Linked DNA regions of Homo sapiens: all the other regions are linked to region 2. A link is an interaction called in ENCODE POLR2A ChIA-PET data of the cell type or tissue named here. Cell type or tissue: CD4-positive, alpha-beta T cell. All regions are shown on one strand. Links, peaks and the distances in the headings refer to the core of each region. The heading gives the core; the rest is flanking DNA. Region 1 overlaps SLFN12L (schlafen family member 12 like). Region 2 overlaps UNC45B (unc-45 myosin chaperone B). Region 3 overlaps SLFN5 (schlafen family member 5).

Region 1 (7,211 bases), core at 1,319-5,318, 310 kb before region 2:
TTGCTTTCTTTTGGGAACACTTACTCTTTTACTTGCTTGCTCTTTCATCTTTCTTTACCCACTTTCCATTTATTTCCTGTAAAGACTTCCCCTCTTCCTCTCACATTTATGAGCCAAAGAGTAACCTAAATTGTACCAATAAGAGAAGAATAATGCTGATATTTTATCTGGTTTTGGAAAAGGAAAGCCTCCAGTGAGATTAGACCAGAACTAGCAACTTACAAAATCTCTGAAAATGCAAACTTGTTCCTCAGAATCTGCATAAAACCCAGTTTTCCTTCACTAGCCATCACATTCTTCTAATTTTAACTTGTTTTAAAATAAACTCAGTTATATGGCAATGTATTAAATTGCTATCAATGCATTTTTACTGTTAATTTTCCTTCCAAGTATAGAGTGTTTCAGCAGCATCAAGAGTTAATTTTACAATTTGTATCTGACCTAGGAATCTAACCACAATATGTAACCACAATATCTAATGTTCTGTATTGGGAATGCAGGATCAGTTCTAAGTAGACGTTTGGTATACTGTGCATTAGTTAGCTTGAGTCTCTCCCATGCCAAATTAAGAGCGTGATTTTTGTTTTCTAACATTATTCCATAGTATGTGAGGAACTGCCCTCTCCAGCAAGTACATCATCACCTGTCTCCCAGAGTTATCCTCTTCGTGAATATATTAACTTCAAAATTCAGCCACTGAGATATCACCTTCCAGGTAATTTAATTCTGGCTTCCGTGGAGTTGTTGGTGTAACTGTGTTCAAACCTCCTTCTCTTCAAACCAGCTCTGTCTTGATATTTGTTATGGAAGCACATTCTTTTGTTTATGGAAATTCTTTGGTGTTTTTAGTCATTGAATTTGTCAAATTCTATTTCTTTAGGTGCCTAAGTAGGGGTAGAATTGTTCGTTCAGGCAGTGTGTGAATATTTAAGTAATAAGATAATGTCAAATTATTTCCAAAGTAGATAGCTCACTTTACTTCCACCAGCAATATATTGGAAATGCCACATCTTTTCCAATGCCAGACTTCTCTCTTCATCTTTCTACTTGAACTTCTTTTCTCTTGAACTTCTTTTCTTCCTCAGTCAAATCGGTATTTATTTGGGTATATACATGGAAGAAAATATCTCCCATAGAAGATATTTTATCTTCTATGAAGTGGCGATTCTGTCTTTTGCTCATTTTTGTAATAGGCTTTATCTTTTTCTTACTGATTTCTAGGAGCAATTCACAGATTCTAACATAAAATCCTCGTTTAGTCACAGATAGTACAGATTTCAGACGTCTTCTCCAAGTTCATGACTTGCATTTTCTCTTTTCCCAAGGCATATTCTCCCTAGCAGTTTTAAATTGGATATAGTCAAACTTGCCATTTAAAAATTTTGTGGTTTAGTGCTCTTTGTGCCTTGTGTAAGAGATCCTTCCCTACCCCGGGGTTATAAAGATATTTCTGTTTATTTTCTTTTAAAAATTTTAAAGTTTTGCACTTAACATTTAACATTTAAATATGTAATCCACATCCATAAACGGTGATGTAGGGGGCTATTTCATTTTATCCCATGTGGATAACCACTTTTCCTAGATCCAGTTACTGAAAACTCAGTTTCACCTGCTGATCGCCACCTCTGGGATATTACTGCATACAACTGACCCTTGAACAAACTGGGGCTTAAGACCACCAAACCCCTGATGATTTTTATCCATTGATTTCAATTTTCTGAGCCTGTAAGAGGATCAGGACATCTTCATCTTTTCACCTATTTTATTTTTGGGGGGTTTTAAAAAAGATGTAACAGTTATTTTAAAGTCCCTCTTTGATGACTCCAATGTCTGAAGCACTTGCCAGTCTTTTTCTATAATCCAGTTTTTCTCTTATTTTCTAGTAATTTGTTCTGATTTTTATCCTGTCTCTTAATTTTGTATAGTATTATGGATTACAAATTGTAGAGACTTTAGTAGATGTTACATTTCTTCAGATAGGGTTACACATTTTTTTTTTTTTTGGCAGACAGAACACCAGTGATAACTTTTACTCTTTTGAAGTTTTGTTTTATGCTTTTCTAGGTATAGTAGCTTTTAATTTTGCACTAATTACTAGGTCATGGCTCTTCTGGGGTCTTAAAGTCTGGGGTATTTACCAAGACCCTTCTACTTGGCTGGGAGTTGAATTACAATTTGTGTTTCCTGAGCACCGTGAGGCTGATGAAAGTGATGTTCAGCTCTTTAATCTCCCAGTTGATCAGTTGATATTTTCTCCTTCCTTCCTTCTTTCCTTCCTTCCTTCCTTCCTTCCTTCCTTCCTTCCTTCCTTCCTTCCTTCCTTCCTTCCTTCCTTGCTTTCTTTTCTTTCTTTTTGTGACAGGGTTTCACCATATTGCCCAGGCTGGTCTCAAACTCCTGGGCTCAAGCAATCCACCTGCCTCGGCCTCCTAAACTGCTGGGATTACAGGCATAAGCCACCACACCCAGCCCTAGTTGATATTTTCTTCTGTGTTTCTAGCATCTCACCTGTATTAGCCAGTGAGTTGAGGGAAATTTGTGGGTAGATTTTGGCTTCTTCTCTTCAGTTTCATCTTCTCTGGGATTTTGTTTCTGAAATCCCAGCTCCTCTGGCAGCCCTGAAGTCTGACCTCTGTTTTCTTTAGCCCAGTAAAACTGCTGATTTCTGCATGGGCTCTATTTACCCATGCTGTGATATGGAAAATCTCCTTAGGGAAAAAGCAGAGGTGAATGTGAAGCTACTTCCTGTGATTCTTCTGTATTAAAGATTGTAGCCCTTTAAGTCCTGCTTGTATTGGTTGCTCTCCAGTCCTTTAAATTATAGTTTTATGATATATATATATACATATATATAAATTTAAAAAAATATATATATATGTAGAATTTTTTTGAGACAGAATCTCATGCTGTTGCCCAGGCTGGAGTGCAGTGGCATGATCTCAGCTCACTGCAGCCTCAACTTCCTGGGCTCAAGTGATCCTCCCACCTCAGCCTCCCAAGTAGCTGGGACTACCAGCATGCACTACCATGCTTGGCTAACTTTGTAACCTTTTTGTAGAGAAGAGGTCTTACAGTGTTGCCTAGACTGGTCTTGAACACCTGGGCACAAGTGATCCTCCTGCCTCTGCCTCCCAAAGTGTTGTTATTACAGGTGTGAGCCACCATGCCTGGCCCTGATACACTTTTACATAGCTTTTATAGTTGCTTTTGGTGGGAGAATTAATCTAATACAAGCTGCTTTGTATCCATGGCTTAAGTTGGAAGTTCTCAGTCTTTTATAATTTATCATTATTTCCCCATCTAGGGCTATCAGAAAAGATAACTTGTGCTCCAAAAACCTTCTGCAGAAATCTGTTCTCACAACATGAAGGACTTAAGCAATTAATATGTGAAGAAATGGGCTCTGTCAATAAGGGCTCACTGATCTTCTCTAGGAGCTGGTCTTTGGATCTGGGCTTGCAAGAGAACCACAAAGTCCTCTGTGATGCTCTTCTGATTTCCCAGGACAAGCCTCCAGTCCTATACACCTTCCACATGGTACAGGATGAGGAGTTTAAAGACTATTCTACACAAACTGCCCAAACTTTAAAACAGAAGCTGGCAAAAATTGGTGGTTACACTAAAAAAGTGTGTGTCATGACAAAGATCTTCTACTTGAGCCCTGAAGGCAAGACAAGCTGCCAGTATGATTTAAACTCGCAAGTAATTTACCCTGAATCCTACTATTGGACAACAGCTCAAACAATGAAAGACTTGGAAAAGGCCCTTTCAAATATCTTACCTAAGGAGAATCAAATCTTTTTGTTTGTTTGTTTGTTTCGTTTTTGTTTGTTTGTTTGTTGGTTTGTTTGTTTTTTCTTGAGATGAGTCTCACTCTGTCACCCAGACTGGAGTGTAGTGACACGATCTCGACTCACTGCAACCTCTGCCTCCTGGGTTCAAGCAATTCCCTGCCTCAGCCTCCCGAGTAGCTGGGATTACATGTGCCTGCCACCACACCTGGCTAATTTTTTTTTTTTTGTATTTTTAGCAGAGATGGGGTTTCACCGTCTTGGCCAGGCTGGTCTTGAACTCCTGACCTCGTGATTCAACCCCCCCCCCCGGTCTCCCAAAGTGCTAGGAGTACAGATGTGAGCCACCGCGCCCGGCTGGAGAATCAATTCTTTTATAGACCAATTAGCCTTTGACATTTCCAGCATCTCCCAGATAATCAGTATAGATAAGGATGTTTAAATCTTGTCCAAGGCTCACTTGAATCATGGAAGATGGACTGGGCTACAGAGATATTTTTCATTATATATTTGGTAACATTCTCTAATTCTCTAAAAATACGTCTTTGAAAACATTGCAAGTTAGGCAACTTGACGTGATGTTGGAAAACTGGGATTAGCCTATGTTCGCTTCTTCCTAAGTTCTTTATAGATATTCCTTAAGGGAAATTAGAAAAATTAATTACCTACACATGTTTTGCCATACCAAGATGTCATTTGACTATAAAGGAAATATCAGACATTCTTATCCAATGGACATGGAAAACATAGTTCTCTAATATCTTCTTGAAAACTATATTGCAATGAAATGCAGCCAATGAAGAGATGAATCAAAATGGAGAACTTGCCGAGTTGGATGGATCACTTGAGGTCAGGAGTTGAAGACCAGCCTGGGCAACATGGTGAAACCCAGTCTCTACTAAAAATATAAAAATTAGCCAAGTGTGGTGGCACACACATGTAGTCCCAGCTACTCGGGAGGCTGAGGCATGAGAATTGCTTGAACGCAGGAAGTGGAGGTTACAGTGAGCCAAGACCACACCACTGCACTCCAGCTTGGGCAAGAGAGCAAGACTCTGTCATCTCTATGCAAATAAACTAGAAAATCTAGAAGAAATGGATAAATTCCTGAACACATGCAACCTCCCAAGACTGAGCCAGGGAGAAGTCAAATCCCTGAACAGGTCAATAACAAGTTCTGAAATTGAGGCAGTAATTACTAACCAAAAAAAGCCCAGGACCAGACAGATTCACAGCTGAATTCTACCAGAGGTACAAAGAGGAGCTGGTACCATTTCTACTGAAACTATTCCAAACAATAAAAGAGGAAAGAATCCTGCCTAACTCATTTTATGAAGCCAGTATCATCCTGATACCAAAACCTGGTAGGGACACAATAAAAAAAGGAAAACTTCAGGCCAATATCCCTGATGAACATCATTGCAAAAATCATCAATAAAATACTGGCAAACCGAATCCAGTGGCATGTCAGAAAAGCTTATCCACCACGATCAAGTGGGCCTCATCCCTGGGATGCAAGGCTGATTCAACAAACACAAATCAATAAATGTAATTCATCACATAAACAGAAACAATGACAAAAACCATATGATTATCTCAATAGATGCAGAAAAAGACTCTGACAAAATTCAACATCCCTTTATGTTAAAAACTCTCAATAAACTGGGTATTGATGAAACATATCTCAAAACAATAAGAGCTATTCATGACAAACCCACAGCCAATATCATACTGAATGGGCAAAACCTGGAAGCATTCCCTTTGAAAATTGGCACAAGACAAGAATGCCCTCTCTCACCACTCCTATTCAACATAGTATTGGAAGTTCCGGCCAGGGCAATCAGGCAAGAGAAAGAAATAAAGGTATTCGAATAGGAAGAGAGGAAGTCAAATTGTCTTTATTTGTAGATGAGATGATTTTATATCTAGAAAATCCCATCATCTCAGCCTCCAAATTCCTTAAGCTGATAAGCAACTTCAGCAAAGTCTCAGGATACAAAATCAATGTGCAAAAGTCACAAGCATTCCATTACACCAACAATAGACAAGCAGAGAGCCAAATCATGAGTGAACTCACATTCACAATCGCTAAAAAGAGAATAAAATACCTAGAAATACAGCTAACAAGGGATGTGAAGGACCTCTTCAAGGAGAACTACAAACCACTGCTCAAGGAAACAAGAGAAGACACAAACAAATGGAAAAACATTCCATCCTCATAAACAGGAAGAATCAATATCATGAAAATGGCCATATTGCCCAAAGTAATTTATAGATTCAATGTTATTCCCATCAAACTACCATTGACATTCTTCACAGAATTTCATATGGAATCAAATCAGAATTAAATGAAATTAAATTTCATATGGAATCAAAGAAGACCTTGTATAGCTAAGATAATCCTAAACAAAAAGAACAAAGCTGGAGGCATTATGCTACCTGACTTCAAACTACACTACATGGCTACAGTAACCAAAACAGCATGGTACTGGCATAAAAAGAGACATATAGACCAATGGAACAGAACAGAGACCTCAGAAATAACACCACACATCTATAACCATCTGATCTTCTACAAACTTGACAAAAACAAGCAATGGGGAAAGGATCTTCTATTCAATAAATGGTGCTGGGAGAACTGGCTAGCCATATGCAGAAAACTGAAACTGGATCCCTTCCTTACACCTTATACAAAAATTAACCCAAGATGGACTAAAGACTCAAACTGAAAACTGAAACTGGATCCCTTCCTTACACTTTATACAAAAATTAACTCAAGATAGATTAAAGACTTAAATGCAAAACTCAAAACCATAAAAACTCTAGAAGAAAACCTAGGCAATACCATTCAGGACATAGGCATGGGCAAAGACTTCATGACAAAAACACCAAAAGCAATTGCAACGAAAGCCAAAGTTGACAAACGGGATCTAATTAAACTAAAGAGCTTCTGTACAGGGAAAGAAACCACCATCAGAGTGAACGGACAACCTACAGAATGGGAGAAAATTTTTGCAATCTACCCATCTGACAAAGGTCTAATACCCAGAATGTACAAGGAACTTAAACAAATTTACAAGGAAAAAACAACCCCATTGAAAAGTGGATAAAGGATATGAATAGACATTTCTCAAAAGAAGACATTTATACAGCCAACAAACGTATGAAAAAAAACTCAACATCACTTATCATTAGAGAAATGCAAATCAAAACCACAATGAGACACCATCTCACACAAGTCAAATGGTGATTATTGAAAAGTCAAGATAAAAGATTATTTAAAACTTTTAAATAATCTTTTATTAAAAGAATATTTAAAACTTTTAAATAATCTTTTATTAAAAGAAAGATTATTAAAAAGTCTCCACTGCACGGCGAGGCTGTGGAGAAATAGGAATGCTTTTACACTGTTGGTGGGAA
Region 2 (7,211 bases), core at 1,611-5,610:
GAGTGCTTTTAAGCATGCAGCTTCCTGAGCCACACCCCAAACTACCGAGTCAAGAGGGGATGTCTCAGAAATCTGAATAATTTACAAGTCTGGGAATCACTGCAATAAAGAATTAAAAGGTCATGCACTGGAGTCACACTGATGCTGGAGCACCAGTGAGGAGACTCAGGAACTGCAGCTGCTGAGGGTCCTAACCCCTGTCTAGCTCTGCAAAGCCACATGAGTCTTAGTCTTGAAAGAACCGGGCCTCCCTCCTTGACAAGCTGACATGTGTTCCTTTCAACCACAGAAGCCAGTGGTAGGTATAAAATATGTCCATGGCTGGGCAAGGTAGTTGATGCCTGTAATCCCGGCACTTTGGGAGGCAGAGGCAGGAAGATTGCTTGAGCTTGGGAGTTCAATACCAGCCTGGGAAACATAGCAAAACAAAAAATACAAAAATTAGCCAGGCGTGGTAGTGCACACTTATAGTCTCAGCTACTTGGGAGGCTGAGGCAGAGGCAGGAGGATCGCTTGAGCCCAGCAGGCTGAGGCTGCAGTGAGTCATGATCATGCCACTGCACTCCAGCCCGGGTGACAGAAAAAAAAAAAAATTAGCCCAGCATGGTGGCAAGTGCCTGTAGTCCCAGCTACCCTGGGAGGCTGAGGTAGGAGGATTACATGAGCCCAAAAGTTCGAGGCTGCAGTGAGCTATGATTGTGTCACTGCACTCCAGCGTGGGGAACAGAGTGAGACTCTGTCTCAAAAAATAAATAAAATAAAATATGTCCAAAAATATGTTGACACCCCTGCCTTCAAAAGCTGAAACCTAATTTCTTCCCCTTAAACATAGGTCAAACTTACTGACTTGCTTCTAACGAATAGAATGTGGCGGAAGTGATGACATGTGTCTTCTGAGGCTAGATAGAGAAGACATCTCCCTGCTGCCTTGCTCTGTCTTGGCTCTCTTACTGTGGCATGCCAGCGGCATGCAGTGAAGACGCTTCAGCAGGCTGCAGAGAGGTCTGCAGGGAGAGGAACCAAGGCCTCCCACCAACAGCCAGCACCAGTGTGCCAGCTGTGTGAGTCCACCATCTTGGAAGCATTTTCCAGCCCCAGTCAAGCCTCCAGATGGCTGCAGCCCCAGCCAGCATATGACTGTAACTTCATGAAAGACCATAAGCCAGAGCCACCCAGCCAAACCACTCCCAAATTTCTGTTCTGGTGTGAGATAATAAAACACTATTGTTTGAGCTGCTAAATTTTGAGATAATTTGTTACACAGCCATAGATAACCAAGACAGAGCCTGACCCTGTGAGGCCTCCAGGAAACTTACGTGATATATTCCTCACAGATCTTGCGGAAGTGATCGCGCTCCGGGTCACAGCGCAGGTCATCATAGAGCTTGTTGATGAGGATAGAGGCCAGCATGCGGGTGTTGTCAGTCAGGGGCAGGCAGGATGGCAGATCTGGAACCTGCCCCACAACCTTCAGGATCTTCCTCAGACCTGCAGGGTAGACAGTGGCAAGCCTAAGATTCCTGCTGGGCTCCATCCTCACACACACCCCTCACTCAGTGACTTGTTATCATCAGCTTCTCTCCAGCCCTGTCTGTAGAAAACATGTGGTTCATCCAGAATGAAAGGGCCTAGAATGGGGTCAAAGGACCCAGGTTATACACCTGACACTGCCCCCAGCTTGACCAATTCACCTCCCTCTAGGGGCCTCTATTTTCATGTGTACAAAATCAGGACTAGTCGATCTCAGAGGACTCTACCAGTGCTGACATTCCATGGGCTGATGTATAGTCTTCTCCAAATACTATTTCATATTCCCTTCCTCAAGCCTCAGCTTCTTCATTTGTAAAATGGGAATAATACTACCTACCTCATAAAGTTTGAGGGCTCAATGAGATAATGTATGGAAACTCTACTATCAATCCAGACACACTACTATGACTCAATAAATGTTTATTATTGAGTGTGTATTTATTAAGTATTTATTTAGTAAATGCCATATTTACATTTATGATGATGATGATGATGTCTTCTCATCTCTTCTGTTGAAAAATCTTCAATGGCTTCCTATTACCGTTGGGCAAATTCAACAGTCATGTCTTTGTTAAATAAATGAGCACCTTTGGGGTACTGGCTACCAAAATAACAGATACAACCCTGACCTCCAAAAGCTCACAATACAATAGGGAAAACTGACATATGAAGATTGCAATGAGATGTGATAAGTATAGAAGGGTAACACTGAAGATGAGGTGATTCACTTCAACAAAATAAGATCTGCAATTTATTCTGAGCACTTACTACGTGCCAAGAGCTTTATACACATTCACTTCATCTAATCCTAACAATAACCCTGCTGGTTAGGAATCATTATTTCCATCTTTCAGAGGAGAAAAACAAGACTTAGAGAAGTCAAGTAAGTTGCCCAGGACAAGTCAAGTAAGTTGCCCAGTGACATAGCAAGGACACGCTCCCAATCCCGTCTGATTTCAAAGCCTGTGATGTTAGCTGTTATACTATGTTGCCTCTGGGGCAACAGAGAGATGGATTTCGGAGCCAGGTTTTAGAGGTGGCTTGGAGCTGGTCAGACCTTGTGTAGTACAGGGAAGTGGGAGAAAGAACATTCCAGGTAAAAGCTGGGAGGCATGAAACTCTAGATGTTAGGAGGGAATTAAAAGTGCCTGGAACCAGCCTGGCCAACATGGCAAAACCCCGCCTCTACTAAAAATACAAAAAAATTAGCTGGGCATGGTGGCGGGCACCTGTAATCCCAGCTGCTTGGGAGACTGAGGCAGGAGAACTCAGGAGGTACAGGTTTCAGTGAGCCAAGATCACGCCATTGCACTCCAGCCAGGGCTACAAGGGCAAAACTCTGTCTCAAAAAAAAAAAGTGCCTGGAAGTGGCTTGGTGGCTCATGCCTGTAATTCCAGCACTTTGGTTAGGCCGAGGTGGGAGGACCACTTGAGCCCAGGAGTTTGAGACCAGCCCGGGCAACAGACCCATCTTCCCATATGAAAGAAAAAGAAAAAGAAAGCGCCTGGCAGTAAATTTTGTGCTATGTACATTTTACCACTTAAAGGAAAACTTCTGTTTCCTCCCTAAACTACTCCTACTCTCAGAGCTTACTTCTGACACTGGATGGGTGTCCTACAATTCAACGCTGACACTAACCACTTGGGGTTAGCACAGACTCCACAGGTTAAGGGCTCAATCCCACAAGACTACCCTCCTTCGGATGCCAGCCTCAAGTCCAAGTTGCCACCTGTGCTTCTGACTGGCCAACTATAAATCAGAGATTCCCATGACCCTCTCCCTCAGGTTTGATAATTTGCTAGAATGGCTCACAGAACTCAGAAAACCAGTTTAGTTACTAGATTACCAATTTATTATTTAAACAACAACAACAACAAAAACAGAAACTCAGGAACAGCCAGATGGAAGAGATGCAGAGGGCAAGGTATTGGCAAGGGGCGTGGCACTTCCATGCCCTCTCCAGGTAGCCATCCCTCCAGCACCTCCATGTGTTCACCAAATTGGGAGCACTTTAAGCCCCTTTGGCTAGGGATTTTTTTTAAATAGAGGCTTCATTATGTAGGCACGGTTGATTAAATCATTAGTTATTAGTGATGAATCCCACCTCCAGCCCCTCTCCCCTTCCTGGAGGTAAGGGGTGGGGGGCCGAAAGTTCCAATCCTGTAATTGCATGGTTGTTTCCCCTGGCAACCAGCCCCCATTCTGACATTCTGAGGTTATCTAGGGGATCCCAGCCACCAGTTATTACATGAGCATACAAAAAGATACTTATCACTTCAGAGGTTAGCTGTGTGCCAGGAAACAGCAGCAGAGACCAAATATGTGTATTTCTTATTATGCAACAAGCATGCATTTAAAAAGTGCTCAGTAGGGCTGGGGAGTAACAGGAAGTGCCTGATGAGCCAACACAGACTCCCCAGCCTGGGTCCTAAAAGCATCCCTCAAATGCCCCTCTCCAATCTCATCTCCCGGTCTCCCCTTCCATTCTTGCCCATGCCTTGAGCATCTCATTTCTCTTCTGTTCAAACACTCTAGACCTTCCTCCTGTCTATCTTTGCCCCTTCTCTCACCCAAAAGCTCACTTCGGGTTTGACATCCTGACAGCTCCCTTACCGTGCCTCCCAGCCCAGTTTGCACAACACATAACACCTCAACATTGCAGCTTTGTATTCGAATATCTGAATTTTTAAATCCACATTATTTTTACCCAAGTGCTGTCCATGTTGGTGCCCTTTACAAAAAGAACAGAATAAAAAATACTGCTCTCTACCTGTCCCATCCCATAACACGTGGATGAGCCTAGATCCTGGTGCTGAGAGAGAAGATCTGTTGTTAACGCTCACGTTTCATGACATATGTGGAGAAGACCAGAATGAGGCAGGGAGGAAGTGGGGTTTGGGCATTTAGCAGTAGGGTAATGTGTTAAAGTCTAAGCACTTGCACATGCACTTTGCTGAGGTCTATAAAAACCAAACAAGGGAAGTGCAATATCAAAAGACATTCTTTAAGCTGGGAAGAGCTGATCTGAATCTTTTAGAACAAGGTATAGTCTGTGTGTCATAAAACCTACGGAAGAATTTACCATAGCAGATCATGAAACCACAGGTATGATTCCTTAACAATCAAAGAAGTTGATTGAGGAGAGGGGTAACACCTCGGAGCTGACAAATTGAGTGACTGTCTGCTAGAACACATGAAAGGAAAATAAAATCTTGGCCCGGTGCCATGGCTCGCGCCTGTAATTCCAGCACTTTGGGAGGCCGAGGTGGGAGGATCACTTGAATCCAGGAGTTTGAGACCAGCCTGGGCAACATAGTGAAACCACATCTCTACAAAAGAAAAACATTAGCCCGGCATGATGGTTCGTGCCTGTGGTCCCAGCTACTCGGGAGGCTGAGGGGTAGGAAGATCACTGTAGCCCAGGAGTTTGAGGTTGCAGTGACTATGATCACGCCACTGCACTCTGGCATGAGCAGCAGAGTGAGACTCTGTCTCTAAAAAGAAATAAATAGATAGATACACAAAAATGAAATCTTGGGACCCCCAACTCCCTAAACCAAAGGAAAAAAATTAAGCTGAAAGCTGAATCATGGCAAGAAACTGCCTTTCCTTTTATTCCTAAGCAGATAGCTACAGATAAAAGGTTAAATATCTCCAAAGGTTTAATAAATTACTCTAGGGCTTAAATATGTCCATTCTATGTTCACCTTATCTTATGTAAAGTGATCATTTACTGAGCAGGAGACAAATATGTAATTGACTATTTGACTATTCCCCTACCTCCTCCTTTCTCTTCCAACATGTGCATTCATGTAATGTGACCACACCCTCCCTCTTTCCCCTCCAGGCTGTCTTTCCCCTTGAAATATTGAAGCCCTTAAAATCATCTTTGGAGAAAGGCTCAGACCACAGACTGTTTCTGTGATTCTGTGTTTCCTCTCTGCGGGGCATGTCCGTAATCTTGGCAAAATAAACTTCTAAATTGATTGAGACCTGTCTCAGATACTTTTGGGTTTACAAACATTCTCACTGTGCTTTATATAAACTATACTTGATGCAATTTCCTCCCTTTTGAAAGGCCTGTGAAGTATTTTACCAACCATGAGACTTCTGGAATTTTATCCTGTGGTTGGTGGAGTCCTTGTCCCCATTTGCTAGGTTGCTTCACCCACATGTTTTGGGGATGTGTTTGGGCACTTCCTGGGCATGTTCAGGCTCTGAATTCAGAGCCTTGACCTGCACCTTCACAGGCCCACTGGTGGATCCTGATGGGCCAATGCCTTTTCTCATCTTTTCAGTTAGAACTGAAGACCCCTTCAAGAGCCTCACATCTTCCATTTTCTGTTCAGTGCCCTGGTGCCCACTTAAAAGGCTTGAGCAAGCCCCAAACCTTCCCCTCTTCTCACCATTATCCACCACATAGATGGTACGTGAGTTGTCATGAATGGCAAGGTCCTTCCTGGGAACATTCTTATTGAGCAGGTTCAGCGCCTGATCCCTGCCCTGGCCAGACACCTTCTTGCTGACTAGCATGTCCAGCAGGTGGCTGGTGATCTGCTTCAGGTCCTTCTTGGTGTCTGAAGAAAAAGAGGACGGGGTAAGTAGAGAGGGGTAGGAAATCTCACATATATATGACCAAGAAGAGCAGCAGCTTCTAGACTCTGGAAGTACTGAATCCACTACTTCCTGAATATGTGAATTCCCAGGGGAGTATAGTGTTGCCCATCTCACCTGGAAAAAGGGAGAGAAATCCCTAGACAACACCCCCAAGTGGTCCTCCAGCCACCCTGAACCCTGACTTCTACAACAGCTCATTCCATCCTTGAGCAGTTCAGATTCTTAGAAAGTTCTTCACTCCTACCAGTGACTGGCAGAGATCCAGGGATGCTTTATGTGGTTTCTAATAAACTGATTTAATAAAATGCTTTCCAGAAGGGGAATTTGTACTTTTTAGGGACATTTCACTCCCCACAGATTCAGGCATGCTGGGAGCCTGAATTCAAGCTTTTGCCTGTGACGCCGGGACTTCCTGCCCACTGGTAGATCTTAAAAGGCAAATGCCTTTTTTTCTGATTTTGCCCTCCAAGATACTTAGAGATTTTTGTTCTCATTCTAGGATGGAGCCCAAAGGCAGGCAAACCAAAAAGTAAAGCTCTCCAAACCATGTCAGATAAATAACTGATGAAGGAATACAGCTCCATCGCCTAAAGAAGGAAAGATGTAAGCAGATGTGACAGTTCGTCTTCAGACAGAGGCATGTCATGAGAGTGAGATAACAGACTCCTTCTGTGAGGCTCCAGAGGGCAGACTTTGGACCAGAGGCAGATGGAAGCTACAAGGGGATAGAGTGGAAATCAATATGTGGAAGAATTTTGTAGCAGAGATGTTCAACCCAAGGAAGTCATGGAAGATTGTGAATTGGTGTCTCCCTGGGAAACACGACACTCATTATAAATGCTCTTGGGTAATCTCCTCCAACACTGGCCCTGGGCTGCTTATGTGACCTGTGGCACAACCAGAGGCTTACATGGCACTTGCACATTGGGGCTTGTCCATTTAGAATCCAGCCACCATGTTCTATAGAAACCCAAGCTGGCCACTAGCAAGGCCACAAGATCAACAAGGTCACAAGGCCACAAGGTCAACATTTCCAGTTGACTGCCAGCCACACAAGCAGGGC
Region 3 (7,211 bases), core at 1,828-5,827, 95 kb before region 2:
GCGGGGCGTGGCAGATGACAAACTCAACTGGAGAACCATCTCAGGACACCTGGAAAGGTCTTAGGAAACAAGAACCAAGGATTCAATATGCAAAAAGGCAGACCCCAACTTATAGCTGAGCTGTGCTACAAAGTCTTTCACCTAGTCTTACAACTCAAGCCACGGCCCACAGATACTTGCCTTTACATCTCAGGTCAGCTCAGGAAAGCCTACTGAGGTTTTTGAAGGAAAAAATAACCTAGCATAAAGCAACACTTTTTAATTTTATTATGTCAAAACAAAACTATTTTTATTTCTATTATTTATTTATTTATTTATTGAAACAGTCTCACTCTGTTGCCCAGGCTGGAGTGCAGTGGCATGATCTCACCTCACTGCAACCTCCGTCTCTCAGGTTCAAGCAATCCTCCTGAGCAGCTGGGATTACAGGCGTGCGTCACCACATCCAGCTAATTTTTTGTATTTTTGGTAGAGACGGAGTTTCACCATGTTGGCCAGGCTGGTCTCAAACTCCTGACCTCAGGTGATCTGCCCCCCTCGGCCTCCCAAAGTGCTGGAGTTACAGGCATGAGCCACCGTGCCCAGACTGTTTTTATATTTTTAGAATGCTACTTTTTAAAGAAAAATGATGAGAAGATGCAAAGGCCAATGGATATAGACACCTGAGCAGATTCTGAGGTGGACTTTGTTTTTTCTGGACCTTTGAAGAAGTTACTATTGGTTTTCTCTGTCTAATTTTATCTCAGGCTTTCCTTTTCCAGGATAGATGCATGTCACCAACCATCCTCTGGCTTATCACGTACCGGCTCCCCAAAGGAAAAATGGGAAAGCAGAGCGAAAGCCGTGATTTGGTCATATTTTGGTTCAAAAAATGGAAGTGGGCAGTGAGAAAGGGTGAATATTTAAGAAGGGAAAGTCAGAGGAAAGTGGCAGTAAATTAAAGTGGACACATCTGTACATGTGAAAAAAAGAAATTTCCTAAATAATTAAATGCAAGCTCATAATTGAAAAATAAGAGGCTTGACTATGAACATAAGAAAGGATGTGAAAATTGAAATAACTAGGTCAAACAGCCCCCTGCACCAGCCTTTAATGGGGCTACTAGCCAGGGCATCTGTTGAATGAAGACTATTTAAGATGGCAGAAGAAAGGAAGGGCAATAATCCACGAACTACATCTACAGGGATTAATAAGTCAGACAATTGCAAATCAGAGAGTAAATCTCTTTCCCCAGATTCCAAGGAATACCATATCCCTCTTTCCTCTCTGACCCGCCCTGCCTTGCTGCCAGCAAACATTACAACCATTGTGGATATTGCTCCCTAACCTGGGTCAGCTTCCATCATCCAAGCAGTCCATTCTCTTGTGGGCAATTGTCTCACACGGTTGTCCTTCACCTGCCAGGAACTAGGCACTTTGGCAAACACCGCACAGCAGAATTTCTCCACCTTGATTGCACAGACATATCCACGGAGGGCCCCCTTATCATGCACTTCAAGGAAGTTAAGGACATATTTTATCTCAGGCCTCTGTGTGCAGAAATGATGGACAGGTAGCTTCTTAATACAGCCATCAATAGAAGCCCTCAAGCTCGTAAGGTCTATTTTCTCTTTTTCACATCCAATCACTTGACAAGTCTCATCATGCACACCAAAAAATACATATCCTCCTTCAGTATTTGCAAATGCAGAAACACACTTCGGAAGTCTGTCTTTAACACAGTGTGACACGTCTGTCGAGAACATTACAAATTCAACATGTGTGGACTCAGGAAGGTTGAGTTTTTCCAGATACTGAAGCCGCTTTCTATCAAATAAAGCAGCAGCTGACACATTTATGTTACCTTCATATTGTACACTACCCTGAGCTGCCTGTGGACCTAATGAATTGGAAACATTAATATTCGTTGGAGTCTGAGTCCTGCATTTGAGGAATGCCAGAGCTTCCTGAGAATCCATGACATCGGTGGATGTTCTCTCTCTGTGGTACAAATTGGAGCATAAGGTAGCAAGTGGCACACCAGCCTCTGTGTTCCATGATTTCACAAAAATCAAAAAGTGGTTTTCCTTCTGCATCTTATCTAAATGGCTTCTGAAAATTGGAGGCACATCCAATCCTACTCCATGACGTTCATAATTGTAGCCTTTGTTCTCAATCTCAGCCTTGATTATGCCCCCACCAGAATTCAGCAGAGCACATACTGCTCGCAGGATGATTTCATTCTGTTTCTCCCGCAGGCGAGGGTCCATCTCCTGCCTCTGCTGAGTCCCAAGGGTGACTTTTCCTGCATCTACAACACACTCAGGAAAGTTTGTATCCACATCAATCCTAAGACTCATCTTCTCAGCACTTGGCCTATTCCTATCCTGAAATGTTCTCCTGAAAAACAGAAAGATAGAACCATTAGAACAGGACAAGAATAGGAGAGGCAGGAAAACCAACAGATTAAGGCCATCCTACTGAGGTTGGTCCCTTCATTTATTCCTGATATGATTTGACTGTGTCCCCACCCAAATCTCATCTTGAATTGTAGCTCCCATAATTCCCACATGTTGTAGGAGGAAGCCGGTGGGAGATAATTGAGTCATGGGGGGCAGTTTCCCCCATTTTGTTCTCATGGTAGTGAATAAGTCTCACGAGGTCTGATGGTTTCATAAAGGGTTTCCCCTTTCACTTGGCTTTCATTTCTATCTTGCCTGCCTCCATGTAAGACGTGCCTTTCACCGTCCACCGTGATTGTCAGGACTCCCCAGCCATGTGGAACTGTGAGTCCATTAAACCTCTTTTTCTTTATAAATTAGTCTCAGGTATGTCTTTAACAGCAGTGTGAAAATGGATGAATGAAATTCCCACATAGCTTGAGGTCAGATTTATACATGAATTAAGCTTGTAAGGTGAGTTGAGGAGCTGAGTCTGCTGGAAGCACACCACCACCACAGAAATGACCAACAGGTTATATTTATGCTGTGTATTTAGTAACTATCTGCCAAGTTCTCAAAGTGGCAGAGTCTCGCAGGTCACCTGCAGAAAATAGAAAATTTTACATTGATATTTGTGGACTGGAGCTGGAAAGCAATGAGAAAGCTTTCGTGGTCAGAAGTATCTCTGGGGTGTGCTAATATTTATTGTTTTTCTTGATTCTTTGTCTTTCTCCTCTCCCTGAGACTTGGGCAATTTTCAGATTATTTTGTAGCCTAATATTGGGAGGGGACACATCTGATTGAGTTGGCAACCTGTCATTGTTGCTATGGAACAGATACATAGCAACGACGTCAGCTTCCCCTAATCCAAACGGTTTCCATCTTGTCAAAAAAAAATCATATATATACATCCTAGCTGTGTTTCTGTGAGCAGGGGCATTTTCAGTGACAAGGGGCATAGGCAAGACTGAGCCCAACATCTCAGCACCAGGCTGCAGTTATTCAGCTTGCTCCATAGTAACTCCACAAGACATCAAGCACTAGTGCAAAAAAAAAAAAATTGCTTTACTCCAGCGGGAACAAAGGATCTGAGATCCAGTAGATAATAAATCATGAGTACACAATGTAAACATTGGCAAAAGAGCTCAAGTTTTTGTTGGGGTGTTGCCAGGAAAAGCCACCTGTCCGGCTGCCAAGAATTGCCACTGGAATGGCAGGTCCTTGGTGAAATTAATTGTATCTAAGACCTAGTCTTCGACATGTCAGGACCATAAAATTAATCTTTTTAGGACCCCAAAGTTCCCTTCTGAGGGAAGGTGATTTCGTACCCCAAACTCAAAACAGAAATAGCTGAGTCACAGTGATACTTGATTACTGTTCAGTGGGAAATGTAAATATGGGGGAGCTCAGGTGTTTATTTCAAAGCATCTCATTCCTTCCTGTAGATTTAGAGCAGTGGTCCCCAGGATCAGTTTCTTGGAAGACAATTTTTTCACGGATGGGGGTTGGGGGTTGGTGAGGAGATGGTTTCAGGATGGCACTGTTCTACCTCAGATCACCAGGCATTAGTTAGATTCTCATAAGGAGTGCGCAGCCTAGATCCCTCACATGCACAGTTCACAATAGGGTTCATGTTCCTATGAGAATCTAATGCCACCGCTGATACGACAGGAGGCAAAGCTCAGGCGGTAATGCTCACTTACACTCACCTCCTGCTGTTCAGCCTGGTTCCTAACAGGCCACAGTCAGGTACTGGTCCAGGGCCAGGGGGACCCCTGGTGTAGAGTATGTGAAGCCAGATTTCAGAAGGCTGCTTGATAAGCATGAAATCAGATCAAAAGAGGCTTTTTATGACCTGATTGACCTCAGTATCCACAATTTCATGCAGCTGTGCCACAAGGCAATCACTAAAAGGAAGGTGGCATCGTGTAATAGTAAATCACTTGGGCTGTGGAATGAGGAAACCCTGAGTTCAAACTCCCAGTATTTGCCAGCTTTGTGTCTTTAGGAAAATTGTTTTAACCTACTTGCATATACTCTGAAACAGGTGTAAAAGAACCAAACTGGTAGTGTTTTGTGAGATTAAAACAGAAAAAAAAAAGCAGATATCCTGGAGAGATGAACAAGAATTTTCAAAGGATTGCTGTTCAAAATAGCAAAAAATTGGAAATACACAGTAATAAAGTCATTCTCAATATGGAAAATGACATCCACTTTCACTATTACATGCACTATTTTGTTTTGTTTTTTGAGATGGAGTCTACTTCTTGTTGCCCAGGCTGGAGTGCAGTGGTGTGATCTCGGCTCAGTGTAAACTCTGCCTCCCAGGTTCAAGCGATTCTCCTGCCTCAGCCTCCCGAGGATCTGGGACTACAGGTGCCTGCCACCATTCCCGGCTAATTTTTGTATTTTTAGTAGAGACAGGGTTTCACCATGTTTGCCAGGCTGGTCTTGAACTCCTGACCTCCGGTGATCTGCCCGCCTTGGCCTCCCAATATACTGGCATTACAGGCGTAAGCCACCGCGCCCAGCCTACATGCACTATTTTGAATGAACTCTAAGAATATAATGTTGTAAAAAATACACAAACCACAGAATACATCTATTATGATTCCATTTATATGAAGTTCAAAAACAGGTAAAACTAAATAATGTGTTATTTAGGGAGACATATATAGGTAGTAATATCATAAAGAAAAGTAAGGAAATAATAGAACATTCAAAATAGTGGCTACCTCTGTTTGGGGAGGAAGAGGGTGGAATTAGGGAGACAGAGAAATAGGGGAGAAATATACAGGAAGCTTCTTAGCTTCTAGAAATGTATTTCTTAATCTGGAGTGAATACATGTGTGTTTATTTTAATATTTTTTTAACTATGTAATAAAGTTTTATTCTCTGTTGTATGTGTGGTATACTTTACAATAAAATTATCCCAAAATGAAATGAGTTTTCATTTTTTTTCCCAGGCACTGTTATACAAGTACAAGCTTTCTGCTCAGGCAGACAATGGTTCCCTGCAGGACTCCATCCATTGTTCCATGTATGTCTTTTCATCTCTAGTTAAAGCCCTAAGGCTCTACCTCCCAACTCTGAGAGACACACAGATTAGATTAGATTCCGCTAAAACACCCATGCGTATGCACATGTGCGCACGCATACACACACATATCATGGTAGTCATTTTCTAAAAGCAGATTCAGTGTTTTCTATGTTGTTTTTATTTCAACTTACATTTTTCCCAGCAGTAAAAGTAATATGTGCTCAATGTGTCAAAGAAAGAAAAACCAAAGGCAGAATTAAAGAAAAAGAACACTTATAGATTCACCATTTAAAGATTTAGCATTCTAATGCATTTCCTTCAGCACTTTTCTCTAAATATTTTTGTGTTGTTGGTTTGCAGAGCCATTAACAATAAGATTTGTCTTTTTTAACATCATTAATCCTTTTTCTAATTAGAAGAATAACAGGAGATTCTAACTTAAGAATCCCAAGAAAGATGTCTGTACCTCCTTCACCCCTCATAGATTATTGAAAAACAATAGTGAGTTTTTTAAAATCCAGAAATTTATTTATTTATTTATTTTGATTTTTTTGAGACAGAGCCTCGCTCTATTGCCCAGGCTGTAGTGCAGTGGTGTGATCTCAGCTCACTGCAACCTCTGCCTCCTGGGTTCAAGTGATTCTCCTTCCTCAGCCTTCTGAGTAGCTGGGACTACAGGCACAAGCCACCATGCCCAGCTAATTTTTGTATTTTTAGTAGAGACAGGGTTTCGCCATGTTAGCCAGGCTGGTCTCGAACTCCTGACCTCAGGTGATCCACCCGCTTCAGCCTCCCAAATTGCTGGGATTACAGGCGTGAGCCACCACGCCCGGCCGAAATCCAGAAATTTAAACCTCAACATGTACGCAGAAGGAATGCCAAGTGCACTGAAAACTTGAGCAGGGAAGTTGATGACACCAAAATAGAATGCCTGCAGTAATGGATGCTGGGCATTGCTGGCAAAATTTGAAGTTCTCTGAAGTAGGAAGAAAAACAGTGACTCATGCATGATTACAGAACCCTGTGTCGTAAGAGTTGGCACTGTGAACTGAGATTTCAGATTTCATGCTCTCTGGACACTGTCTTTGCCCTGCCCCCTGCATTTCTTCCCTCAAAAAAGTGGATGCAGGAAACAAGAGATTCAACAAGGAAAGGAAGTTTAAAAATCCCCTGGATGTTTGTGAAGGGAGGTCTGGGAATAACAGCTGCAGAGCAGGCCTACAGATCACAGGCAAAACTGCACAACAGAGCAGCAGGCTTCGGTGGACAGAGCCTAAGACCATGCAATTGACAGATCACTTAGTAAACTGAGAGGGTGGAGAGTAGGGGATGAATTGGTCATAGGCACTTAGGAAGACAGACAAATACAAATATAAGACAATAATGCTAAGTTAAAATAAAAAGTAGTATAGTAAATAAAAGATAACCATAAGGCATTATTTGGCACCGTTGTAAATAAAGTCCTAGTCATGATAATATAAACTCCGAATATTGTTCTGATAAAAAATGATGATATAAGATATAGTTGTATTGGCAGGATGTGGAGAAGGAAGGCATAGGATAAGAAGTGTTGGCCAGGCACAGTGGCTCATGCTTGTAATCCCAGCACTTTGGGAAGACAAGGTGGGCGGATCACCTGAGGTTAGGAGTTCAAGACCAGCCTGGCCAACACAGTGAAATCCCATCTCTACGAAAAATACAAAAATTAGCCAGGCAAGGTGGCATGCGGCTGTAGTCTCAGCTACTCAGGA

The links. ChIA-PET counts read pairs that join two places held together with the same protein. Peaks named below come from ENCODE experiments on the same cell type or tissue, not always from the same donor. Only the 100,000 strongest peaks of a DNase experiment are listed, where the experiment ranks them.
Region 1: POLR2A ChIA-PET joins it to region 2 with 6 read pairs; 2 of 35 experiments call an interaction of 5 or more read pairs at or near these places.
Region 3: POLR2A ChIA-PET joins it to region 2 with 6 read pairs; 6 of 35 experiments call an interaction of 5 or more read pairs at or near these places.

The regions. Positions count from the first base shown.
Region 1 is chr17:35,471,579-35,478,789 of GRCh38, reverse strand. SLFN12L (schlafen family member 12 like) reads left to right here. Exons shown (of 5, transcript NM_001363830.2): 4 at 605-715; 5 at 3,305-7,211. The coding sequence ends at 3,867. Among named protein-coding and RNA genes, the nearest start is that of SLFN13, 26 kb to the right of the region's middle. In CD4-positive, alpha-beta T cell, for the core only: no CTCF peak of the experiment used is centred there; no DNase peak of the experiment used is centred there.
Region 2 is chr17:35,158,272-35,165,482 of GRCh38, reverse strand. It overlaps UNC45B (unc-45 myosin chaperone B), which reads right to left. Exons shown (of 20, transcript NM_001267052.2): 8 at 5,938-6,108; 9 at 1,317-1,488. Among named protein-coding and RNA genes, the nearest start is that of UNC45B, 14 kb to the right of the region's middle. RefSeq lists a silencer at 4,711-4,881. In CD4-positive, alpha-beta T cell, for the core only: no CTCF peak of the experiment used is centred there; DNase peaks (open chromatin) are centred at 3,852 and 4,462; H3K4me3 peaks cover 1,645 bases; H3K27ac peaks cover 3,077 bases.
Region 3 is chr17:35,253,819-35,261,029 of GRCh38, reverse strand. SLFN5 (schlafen family member 5) reads right to left here. Exons shown (of 5, transcript NM_144975.4): 2 at 1,328-2,379; 3 at 1-59. The coding sequence starts at 2,339. Among named protein-coding and RNA genes, the nearest start is that of SLFN5, 14 kb to the right of the region's middle. RefSeq lists an enhancer at 3,118-4,317. In CD4-positive, alpha-beta T cell, for the core only: no CTCF peak of the experiment used is centred there; a DNase peak (open chromatin) is centred at 4,159; H3K27ac peaks cover 315 bases.